Regions from separate parts of the Homo sapiens genome. Here region 1 is linked to region 2. The links are chromatin loops, found by intact Hi-C in ENCODE. Cell type or tissue: tibial artery. All regions are shown on one strand. Links, peaks and the distances in the headings refer to the core of each region. The heading gives the core; the rest is flanking DNA. Region 1 holds the start of CALML3 (calmodulin like 3). Region 2 has its middle 37 kb from the start of CALML5.

Region 1 (5,367 bases), core at 76-5,075, 63 kb after region 2:
ACAGTTTTCTATCTGCTTTTTAAAAATTTTCCATGGAAACCTTTCCATTGTTATATCCTCATCCTCATTTTAAAGGCTGTGTATTATTTCATGGTGTGGAGGAAATTTCAGGTATTTGTTACTAACCTGCTATTTTTGGGTATTCGGGTGATCTAGAGCGGAGATATTTAAATATTTTTAAAGTGCGTTTGGGATATGAATTCTAACACTCAGGCATCAGGCACCAGTGTACAATCAAGAGCCCTTCTCAGAAGGTGACAGAAGGTCCCCATGTCCCAGAATTAGCCCCCAAAAAACCCCAAAATAAAAAAGGGACCTTGATCCCCAGCTGAACTTTTCATGGGGTGACCTTGAGCAAGCTGTGTGTGCAGCCTTTGCTGGGTCTCCCCACCACAAAAGAGATCTCCAGAATATTCGAGGAAGGGCGGGGCTCCCAGGAGCAAAGCACACACTCTTTCTTGCGCAGCCCCCTGTGGACAGAGCTGTAACCTGGGCCCAGGGCATGCTCCCAGCCTGCAAATGGAGATGCTGCCTCATTTTTCTCTCTAAATCTAAACTTTATTATCAGCCCCTCTCCTACCCCAGGGAGTCCTGGCCAGCCCATCTCCCCACTCCCCTAGAGCTGTTGGGGTGTGAGGTCTCAGGCAAGGCCGAATATTCTGGGGTGAGAAAGGAGGGGAGGGTGGGATCTGGTCACCAAAGTGTCACCCACACACGTGGCTTCCAAGATGCCCATCACCTCGTTCCCTCCACGCCACCCCTGGGCCCCAGGGCTCTTTGCCAAGGCTGCCTGTGGCCACCACATCCCTGAGCCCTGCTGCTCTGGGGTCCACAAACTTCTCTTCTAAGGAAAAGATTCCATGGGGATGGAGGGATTCTTCAACCTTCCTGCTTCCTCCTGCCCAAACCCTCAGGACACAGGCTTTGTGGGAGCCCTCAGGTAGGAAGGAAGGTGTCTTGCAGGTGGCTTCAATTTTCCCCCTACCACAGACCCCCTCCAGACCAGAAGGACACACTTGCCTCTACTTGAATAGAGAAGGGAAGGAAAATCAGAGAGAAAAAAAATGAATATCCGAGCCCTTCTCCTGCCATAGTCTCTCCTCGGCAAGTCCAGGTCCTCAAAAGGACACTTTCTTTCCCTTTCCGGTCTCTACCCCACCCCCACACACCCAGCAAAAAATAGAGTGGGCTCCATGTTTCTCCCCCAGTGTGGATTTCTTGGATTCCCACAGGTGAAGCGCCTGCTCCTGCCTCTCTGGGGGTCATGTCTCCAGGCCCCCTGGGAGTGGGAGCCGAGTCTGTGCTGTGAACACCCCACTATCCCCCTAAGCGGGTCTCCTCTGGGAGAGGCCGCTCCACAGCCCCAGCTCCATGCTGCCCGGAGCTCCTGGGGCAATGTGGACCAGAGAATGATAGTGGGACTTCCTGGCTGAGCCCTTCAAGGTCTCCTTTGTCTCTCCTCCTTGTCCCCTCCCTCACAGGCCTGCAGCCCCACTGATCATCTTCCAGCCCTTGGCCCTGCCATGGCCACTCCGGCCTAGACAGCTGCTTCTCAGCAGGAGGTCTGTCCTTGACCAGGCTGAAAGGTGACCTCGGGGTCCTGTCCATCACCACCTTGTATGTCCATCAGCATTTATCAATAATCCCTAGTCACCTTGTTTGCATTCCTCGATCAGTTGACCTGCAAACTAGCTGTCTTGCTAGTTAACCTCACGAGGACTGGGGGTGGCTTGCCGGTCCCACTGTGTTCCCAGCTTCCAGAGTGACACTGCACCTAGTAGGCACTCAAATATCTGTGAAAGGGTGGATGAGTGAATGGGTTGGAGGAAACCCCTCCCTATTCATGTCCATTCTGAAGATAAGAAAACTCGCTGCTTCTACCTGAAGGGAAAACCTTCCTCCTCCAAAAACCCTCCTGTTCTATATGAGGCTTTAGAAACCAAAGGCAAGGACGTTTCTTTCATCTGCCTTTCATCCTGCAAAAAGCCCTCCACTCAAGGGAAGAAAGGGCACTGGAGTTTATTGAGTGGGAGACAGGCGGCAGGTGGGAGACGGGGAGGGAGGAGAGAAAGGGAAATTCAGGAGGAAGGAGTCCAGCGTGGATTGCTCCAAAGCTCACCCACCACGCCCTGACTGCAGGTGTGATTCGGGGCCCCCGTGGCTCTGCTGGGTCCAGGTGCAAGCAGGCACAGAGGTGCTGGCGTCAGCTCGATTCGCAGGCCCTGGACTCCTGTCTAAACAGGACAGGCCCGGGCAACCGCAGGGCAGGGGCGTCTGCCAATGATGGGGGAGGACTCTGCTGCTTCTTAAGCTCCAGCGTCTCAAGCCAGGGCGAGACAGCCCGCCGGCCGCCCGGATCTCCACCTGCCACCCCAGAGCTGGGACAGCAGCCGGGCTGCGGCACTGGGAGGGAGACCCCACAGTGGCCTCTTCTGCCACCCACGCCCCCACCCCTGGCATGGCCGACCAGCTGACTGAGGAGCAGGTCACAGAATTCAAGGAGGCCTTCTCCCTGTTTGACAAGGATGGGGACGGCTGCATCACCACCCGCGAGCTGGGCACGGTCATGCGGTCCCTGGGCCAGAACCCCACGGAGGCCGAGCTGCGGGACATGATGAGTGAGATCGACCGGGACGGCAACGGCACCGTGGACTTCCCCGAGTTCCTGGGCATGATGGCCAGGAAGATGAAGGACACGGACAACGAGGAGGAGATCCGCGAGGCCTTCCGCGTGTTCGACAAGGACGGCAACGGCTTCGTCAGCGCCGCCGAGCTGCGACACGTCATGACCCGGCTGGGGGAGAAGCTGAGTGACGAGGAGGTGGACGAGATGATCCGGGCCGCGGACACGGACGGAGACGGACAGGTGAACTACGAGGAGTTTGTCCGTGTGCTGGTGTCCAAGTGAGGCCGGCGCCCACCATGCTCCTGGGCGCCCACGCGGCCCACAGGGCAAGAACCCGGGGCCTCCCGCCTCCTCCCCCATCCCCCTGCCTCCCCTGGGCACTGTGGCTTCCTCCTGCGCCTGGTTGATTCAGCCCACCTCTCTGCATCCCGCTTCCCGCGTCTCTTCTCTGCACTCCTGCCGACCTTCCCACCTGCTCGTCTGAATGACACGGAACGCTCCCACTGCAGGCAAACCGTGACGCCCTCCCCACTCGGGAGAAGCAGAGCTGACCTTAGGACCGAGCACCAGGGCAGGTTGCGCTGACTCTGCGGCCCTCCAGGACGGACACCGGGTGACCCCTTAGGGCACCCAGGCAAGATCCCTAAGAGGCACCCAATGCCCAGGCCAGGGGGGCTGCAGCCCTCAGCCCCCGCCAGGATTCCCGCAGGCTCCTGGACTGGAAGCTCCCTCCGCGGTCGGATTCTGGAGGGTGGGAGGCATCTTGGCCTGCAGTAAGCGGTGCTGACGGGGACTCTGGCCACAGAGGTCAGGCCTCCTGAAAACAGCACTGCCTTCCGCGCTGCCCCAGCTTGCCCCATTCCTTGTCCGCCAACCCACCGTGATTCATCTTCTGAAGCTGGGAGTGAAACTGGGTCAGCTGTAACCTGTTCCTATTCATCTGGAAGGAGGGAGGCTTGGATGAGCAGGGGATGAGAGCTGCAGGGAAATAAATGAGATATTCGTCCTTATTTCATTTCCTTTTTTTTTTTGGTTTCCATGGAAATGATCCTTGTTAAATTCAGGGTTGAAACGAGGCAGGAATCTCCATTTTTGTGCTTTTTGAAAATGCAATGAATTCCTATACGGGGGAGCGGGAAAGGTGCCTCAGAGAGAGACAAGTCTGGATGAGGGAAATATTGAATATTCTCAATCAAATGGATACGCTGGCAGCAAAGAGTGGTTAAAAGTCCATCAGGACTTGAAAGACCTGAGTCCATTACGTTGAGAAGGGACCTGCTGATTGCTTTGATTCCCCCTGGCAAGTGCTCCCTGGTTGTGAAGTGCCAGGCACTAGAGATGGTGAGGGGTTGGGGGGCAGTTGGGCACACACAGTGTAAGAGCAATTCAGAGCCGTTAGTCCTGCACTAGCCCTGCAAGCTGCTGGCAACACCTAGAGAAGGTCGAAGGGGCCCTGCCAGAGATCCCTTCAATTCTAAAGGGAGGTATGTTTTGCGGGATGGGCACTAGACGGAGCTCATCAGAAAAGGCCATGGTGGATGTATCCTCTCTCCCTGACACCCCACCCCCGCCCACCAACACCCAGTGTTTCCTCCTTTGTAAAACAAAGAGCTGGGCCCCAGCCCCGGCCTTGCCATCATCACTGCACCACTGGGACCTCCAGGATGACAGGACCCTCATGCCACCTGCTTGGGCTCAGGGCACCATCAAGCACTTGGCCTGCATAGACAATTGGCACCTCCCTATGGGGCAGCCACTATTATTACCTTCCTCATCTTACAAACGAGGAAGTGGAGACACAGAGGGCTTTAGAAAGCAGCCCTGGGTCCCACCAGTGGGTAAGAGGCAGACCTGGGATTTCAGTCAGGTCTGTGCCCTGACCACTCAGCTACAGGTCTGACACCAACCTGTGCCTCCATCATGGTAACTACGGTAGCGCCTCTCTCCAGCACTTGTGAGGAGCCAGAACAACATTCTTAACACACCTGGCATGTAGTAGGTGCTTAATAATGGCAGCTACTGTTACCATCACCTTCAAGATCCCTTCCTGCTCTAATACTGCAAGACTGTCCAGGGTAGTCACCCCTCTCCATAGCTCGAGAACAAGACAAGAGCAGAAAGGGGCAGAAGCAGGTGCTCTGGGGCTGGATTCCTGAGGGGATGCTGGATGGTGGGGTGTCAGGTGAGCACTGGCCCAGGGCCGGTGTAACTGCAGGTACTCCTGTCAGGGGAACAGAAGCAGAGGGCAAGCTAAGGCTCAGCTTGCTGAGCAAATCCCCACCCCTCCCTGCCACTCTCAGGAGTCGGGGTTGATTGGACACGTCCTGGGGAAGATTTGGGAACAAGCCTCATAAACACATGGACAGAGTGTCTAGAGTTCATTGGGCAGCAGCACCCCAGGGGGTGGGGGGCTGTGAGCAGGAGGGGCAGGCAGAAGCCCCCACATGGCTGCTGACCGCCAGGCAAAAGGAATAGTACATCAGGCCTGAGTACCTTTTGTAGAATGTCTCCTAAATTCTGCAGGAAGGAGAGAAACCAAGGTCTCCCTGCACAGGGCATCTTTGTAGTCACTGTCATACACGTGGCTGAGGTTTGACATCTAAGCCCCTTCTTCCCAGGTGCAGGCTTGAGGCTCTTACAAGGGTTGGGACCTACGCACTGCCAATGCCTGGGCCAGGAGGGCACGCCAGTGTCTTTATTTGTCTTCCTCCCAGCCTCCCAGCGATTCCGCCAGGGCAGGT
Region 2 (5,367 bases), core at 63-5,062:
GAGATGGAGTTTTGCTTTTGTTTACCAGGCTGCAGTGCAATGGCGCAAACTCAGCTCACTGCAACCTCTGCCTCCTGGGTTCAACTGATGCTCCTGCCTCAGCCTCCCAAGTAGCTGAAATTACAGACACGTGCCACCACGCCTGGGTAATTTTGTATTTTCAGTAGAGACAGGGTTTCACCATGTTGGCCAGGCTGGTCTTGAACTCCTGACCTTAGGTGATAAGCCCACCTCTGCCTCCCAAAGTGCTGAGATTACAGGCATGAGCCATTGTGCCCAGCCCAAATGGGCTTTCTAAAATTGGCATGAGAGAACACTGATGAAAGAGTAATACCCCTTTGTCCACGGAATCTAACTCCGGTGCGAGGAATGTCCTCAAGAATAAATCTCCCTAGACCCAGAGAAGTTTTCATTTTGTCTGCACTCAGCAATCCCCAGGACCAACTGCAAGACCAAAGACTTCTCCCGGAGGGACGGTTATTCGAGTCCAGTGGTACTTACGCTTACAGCATGCATATTTGAGGTTCTAATGACAGCCAGGACCCTCTCCCCAGGAAAATGTATGTACATCCACATCCACATGACTTTGGAACTTCAGGGATATTCCCCAGACCACCCTGTGGATGCCAAGTTGAGATCCTCTTGTCTGTCCTGACAGGACTCCAGGGAACCTGCCGGGGAACACGGATTCACTTTGTTCCTGTGGGTTCTCCGTGCACTGACATCACGTTTGTTATATAAAGAAGAGTCAAAAACATCAACCTTTCACACTTCTCGCTGGTCTGCTAAGTCACACTTGTGACACATTCGACCGTGCTGAATATGTTTCTTTGGGATAATATAAAAGTATCAAGTATGCTTTTGTAAAGTACTTTCAATCTGATACCACATAGCCTTAGCTTCAGAATACTTCTCTCTTCTAAGACCTGTTCAGTCAAGAAATGTGCCTGTTTTCTTAGAAGGTGGGCTGCTTGTGAGACGGATGGATGCAGACTTGAGTGAAAGCAGGTGCCTTTCCTAAGCCTGGAATGACACGGTCCTGTACAGAGACGCACAGGTGTCTCATGACGAGTGGGGCATTAATTTAAAAGTGCTTGAGACAATTAGAGCTCATTAGGATAATAACTACCATGGATTGAAACATCAGACACATTTAAGCCCATAGCTACATAATGATTCTTCACAAAATAAAAACTTTGATTTCCTTTGGAGTATCTCAGGGAACGAATGTAGGGCTTTGAAAACTGTAAATAAAGGAAAAGAATCAGGCATTTATCCTCCTATTTCATCTGCAGACTATCAGAGCAACCAAATAGCTAACAAAGGGGAGATTGTCTGTGGAGCAGCAGCCCAGCTAATAAATGAAGGAATGGTAGTGTCGCCATCTCATAGCCCTGATGCATTGAAGGATCATCAAAGGCACAGAACACACAAGCCACTAACTCCCGAGGGACCCGCATCCCAGCTAAGGCCTGCCAAGGTCACACATGAATCTGATCTCCAGGAAACTAAGACAAGTAGAATTTCTTCAATGAAATAGAAACCAGAAAAAGGAGAGATGGAGGGGAATCTATGACCTAAGAGACAATTGCAATGCATCGCCCTCATTTAGAGCTAAATCAAACTTTTTAAATAAGAAAATATCCAGCACTGAGTGTATGTTTAAAGTCAAGCAGTTACTGTTAGATTTTCGTGTTTAACAATAGCACTGTGATCAGAGTCATAGAGGCATTTACTGAAATGTTTATGGGTAAAATTGAACGACAATTGGGATTTTCTTTGAAATTACGAGGCAGGAGAATGGTTGGGACAAAAATGAAACAAGATTGGCCATAAGTTGGGAATCACTGAAGCTGGATCAGACACACAGGAAATTCATCATACTCTTTACACACATTTGTGTGTATATTGGAGATTCTTTACTAAAAAAGCAGAAGTTAAAAAGAAAGTGTGGTGGCACATGTAGCCCCAGCTACTCGGGAGACTTGAGATGGGAGGATCGCTTGAGCCCAGGAGTTTGAGGCTGCAGTGAGCCATGACCCTGCCTGTGACTAGCACTACACTAAGCCTGGGCGACACGCGAAGAAACCACCGCTTTAAAAAACGAAAAGGAAGAAAAGAACTTGTGGAATTCCAGTTATCTATAATGCTTCCAGCTCCTCAGCCTCTTAACTCTCGCCAAACCCTCAGCCTTTGCTTTTCAAAATACTGCATTTGCTATCTACTGTCTCACAGAAACGCAGACCTTTTGCCTGAATTTCACACTTGCTGTTCTCTCCATTACAACTTGGCAGTCATATTAGGCTAATCTGGATTCTGGCTTCATTAATACAGCCCCTTTCCTCCCTCTCCTCTCCTCCTTGTATCTCTCTACCATGATTTGTTTCCTTTGCCAACACCTTTTTCTCTGCCACACAAACGTGGCTGCCACACTCCGTGTGAGCTGAGGCAATGAGAAGACACTGAGGAAGCTCCTCGGCCCCCCAGGAAGCAATCCACCCAGCCTGGCCCTGAGAATTTCACCAACGGCCAGTGCACTAGCTGCATTACCGTCTTCTAAGAAAGGAGATAGCGTTACAATACCTGGAAATGTTTGCTGTTGAGTAGACTGGAAAGTAAGGCAAAATTAGCTAGATTCAGAGGAATCTGATAATCTCCCATAGAATCGACATTGCTCAACAGCTGCTGCTGGGGGCGGGTGGGATAGCCTTTTGTTTTCCTCTTTCACTGGGCAGGACAAGCAGGGACAGATCTATCAAGTTAGACCTGGAAACCCACATGGATCACTTAGTCTGATCCCCTTTGCCAGCTGAGGAACCTGAAATCTACAAACATCAAGTGAATTGCCCAAGATCAGGCAGCTGGCTTGTGGCAAAGCTGAGATTAAATGCATCTGAGTGCCCCTGTATTTGTTGTTCTTCCTTCCCTCCTTCACCTTGTCCCACCAGGCACCGGCTTTTCCTCTCCCGTCCAGCCTGCCCTCCCTCCAGCCTGAGATGTGGTCCCCCTGCCCCATTCTACCCTACCCCAAACTCCCAGGCCATGCTCTAAATGCTGGGCTCAGTGGTGCCCTCCCAGGGCAAAGCAGCTCTTTACCATGCATGCTCCCCACCTCCGATTCTCCCCCAAGTACCAGTATCCAGGGTCGGCCTCCTAAACCTGCACCCCTTCCCCCTCCATCATCAGCTCACACAACTGCACTCGTGCCCAGACGTCCCTGCTCCCTTTGCACGCTGACTCCCCAGCTTTCTCTAGGCCACCCCCACCCCCACCTTCCTCTAAGCCACCCTCAACCCCAGCTCCCATCTCCAGCAGCCGGCAGCTTCCAGGAGTAATTCATCAGATTCAACCTCGGCAGCACCTGGAACACCTCCTCCGCTCTTGGGTACCAGCACACTCTCCTCATCTCCTACCGCCCTCGCCTCTTCTCCCTTTGGACCTCTGTTCTTCCAGACCTGTAAATGTTGGAAAGCCATGGCTTAGTTCCCAGACATCTTGTTTTATCTACTGGGGAGTTTGATCCATCCCATGGCTTTAACCACCAACACCTGACAACTTCCAGATTTACATCTCCAGTTCTGACCACCCCTCTGAGCTCCTGACTTGCTACCCAGATCCTACTTGACATGTCCTCTTCAAGTCTGATGTGCTTCATGCTTAACAGAACCCGAGAGGACTCTAGCTTTTCCATCCTGAATCCTCTGCACCCCCAGTCTTCCACATCTTAGTAAACGGCGCCACTCTCCACCCATTCTTGATTCCTCTACTTTACTCATGCTCCCTGACCACTCCATCCATAGGCTGTGTCAGCTCCGTGATGCATTCAGAATTCTACCACTTCCCACTGCCTTCATTGTTCCAAACACTATTAGCTGCAGAAAGCTCTTGCCTGAAGTACAGCATTAGCCTTTCACGGGTCCCCAAACTCTCACCATTCTTCAATCCATCCTCCATATAGCAGCCAAATGATCTTTCTAAAGCAAAAATTAGATAATGATAAAATATCGATTTAGTAAAATATTAGAGCTTTAAACATATTTCTTCTGATGCTAAAATTATACATTTTTATCATGGAAAATTAGGAAAATTCAGGAAAGTATGAAAAAGAAGTTACTTCAAGAGAATGAGAACACAAGCCACGGATTATAAGAAAATATTTGCAAAAGACACACCAGATGAAGGGCAGTTATCCACAATATGCAAAGAACTCTTAAAACTCAACAATAAGAAAATGACCCAATTAAAAAACTCACAAAAGACCTGAACAGACATCTCACCAAAGAAGATATACAGGCTTGGCGCAGTGGCTCACGCCTGTAATCCCAATACTTTGGGAGGCCAAGGCGGTGGATCACTTGAGGCCAGGAGTTTGAGACCAGCCTGGCCAACATGATGAAACCCCTTCTTTGCTAAAAATACAAAAATTAGCCAGGCATGGTGGCACAGGCCTCTAATCCCAGCTACTTGGAAGGCTGAGGCACGGGTTGCAGTGAGCTGAGACTGCACTACTGCTCTCTAACCTAGGTGACAAAGTGAAACTCTGTCTCAAAACAAACCAAAAAAAAAAAAAGAAGAAGATATACGGATGGCAAATAGGCAAATGAAAAGATGTTCTACATCATATGTCATTAGGGAATTGCAAATTAAAACGACAATGAGATCGCGCTTCACACCAATTAGAATGTCAAGTTCCAAAACACTGACAACATCAGCTGCTGGCAAGGATGTGGAACAACAGGAACGCTCATTCACTGCTGGTAGGAATGCAAAATGGAAGCCAGTTTGGCAGCTTCTTTAAAAAACTAAACATGCTCTTACCCTGCAATCCAGCAATCTTGCTCCTTGGTATTTGCCCAATTGAGTTGAAAACTTATATCCACACAGAAACCTGCACACAGATGTTTATAGCAGCTTTATTCATACTTGCCAAAACTTGGAAGGAACCAAGATGTTCTTCAGCAGGTGCTACGTATGGTCTGAATGTGTCCATGAAAATTTGTATGTTGAAACTTAATGGTCAATGTGATAGTAGTAAGAAGTGGGGCCTTTAGGAGGTGATTAAGTGATGAGGCCAGAGCCCTCACAGGTGGGATTAGAGCCCTTATAAAAAGGCTGGGGAGAGTGAGAAGGTTCTTTCCTTTCCATTTCTTCTGCCATGTGAGGACAAAGTGTCCACCTCCCCCAGAGGACGCAGCAACAAGGCACCATCTTGGAAAACAAGAGAGCAGCCCTCCCCAGACAACAAATCTGCCAACAACTTCATTTTGGACTTTCCTGCCTCCAGAACTATGAGACATGAATTTTTTTTCTTTATAAATTACCTAGTCTCCAATGTTTCATTATAGCAGCACGAACAGACTAAGACAG

Evidence for each region. Peaks named below come from ENCODE experiments on the same cell type or tissue, not always from the same donor. Only the 100,000 strongest peaks of a DNase experiment are listed, where the experiment ranks them.
Region 1: it touches region 2 in a loop (3-fold over the local background); 8 of 110 quality-filtered maps call a loop at or near these places.

The regions. Positions count from the first base shown.
Region 1 is chr10:5,522,628-5,527,994 of GRCh38, forward strand. CALML3 (calmodulin like 3) reads left to right here and starts at 2,334. Exons shown (of 1, transcript NM_005185.4): 1 at 2,334-4,144. The coding sequence starts at 2,459. The coding sequence ends at 2,908. It overlaps CALML3-AS1 (CALML3 antisense RNA 1), which reads right to left and starts at 3,619. Exons shown (of 3, transcript NR_120497.1): 1 at 3,506-3,619. RefSeq lists enhancers at 2,639-3,338, 3,339-4,039. In tibial artery, for the core only: no CTCF peak of the experiment used is centred there; DNase peaks (open chromatin) are centred at 1,594 and 2,514.
Region 2 is chr10:5,459,999-5,465,365 of GRCh38, forward strand. No RefSeq gene overlaps it. Among named protein-coding and RNA genes, the nearest start is that of CALML5, 37 kb to the right of the region's middle. In tibial artery, for the core only: no CTCF peak of the experiment used is centred there; a DNase peak (open chromatin) is centred at 2,503; H3K27ac peaks cover 2,403 bases.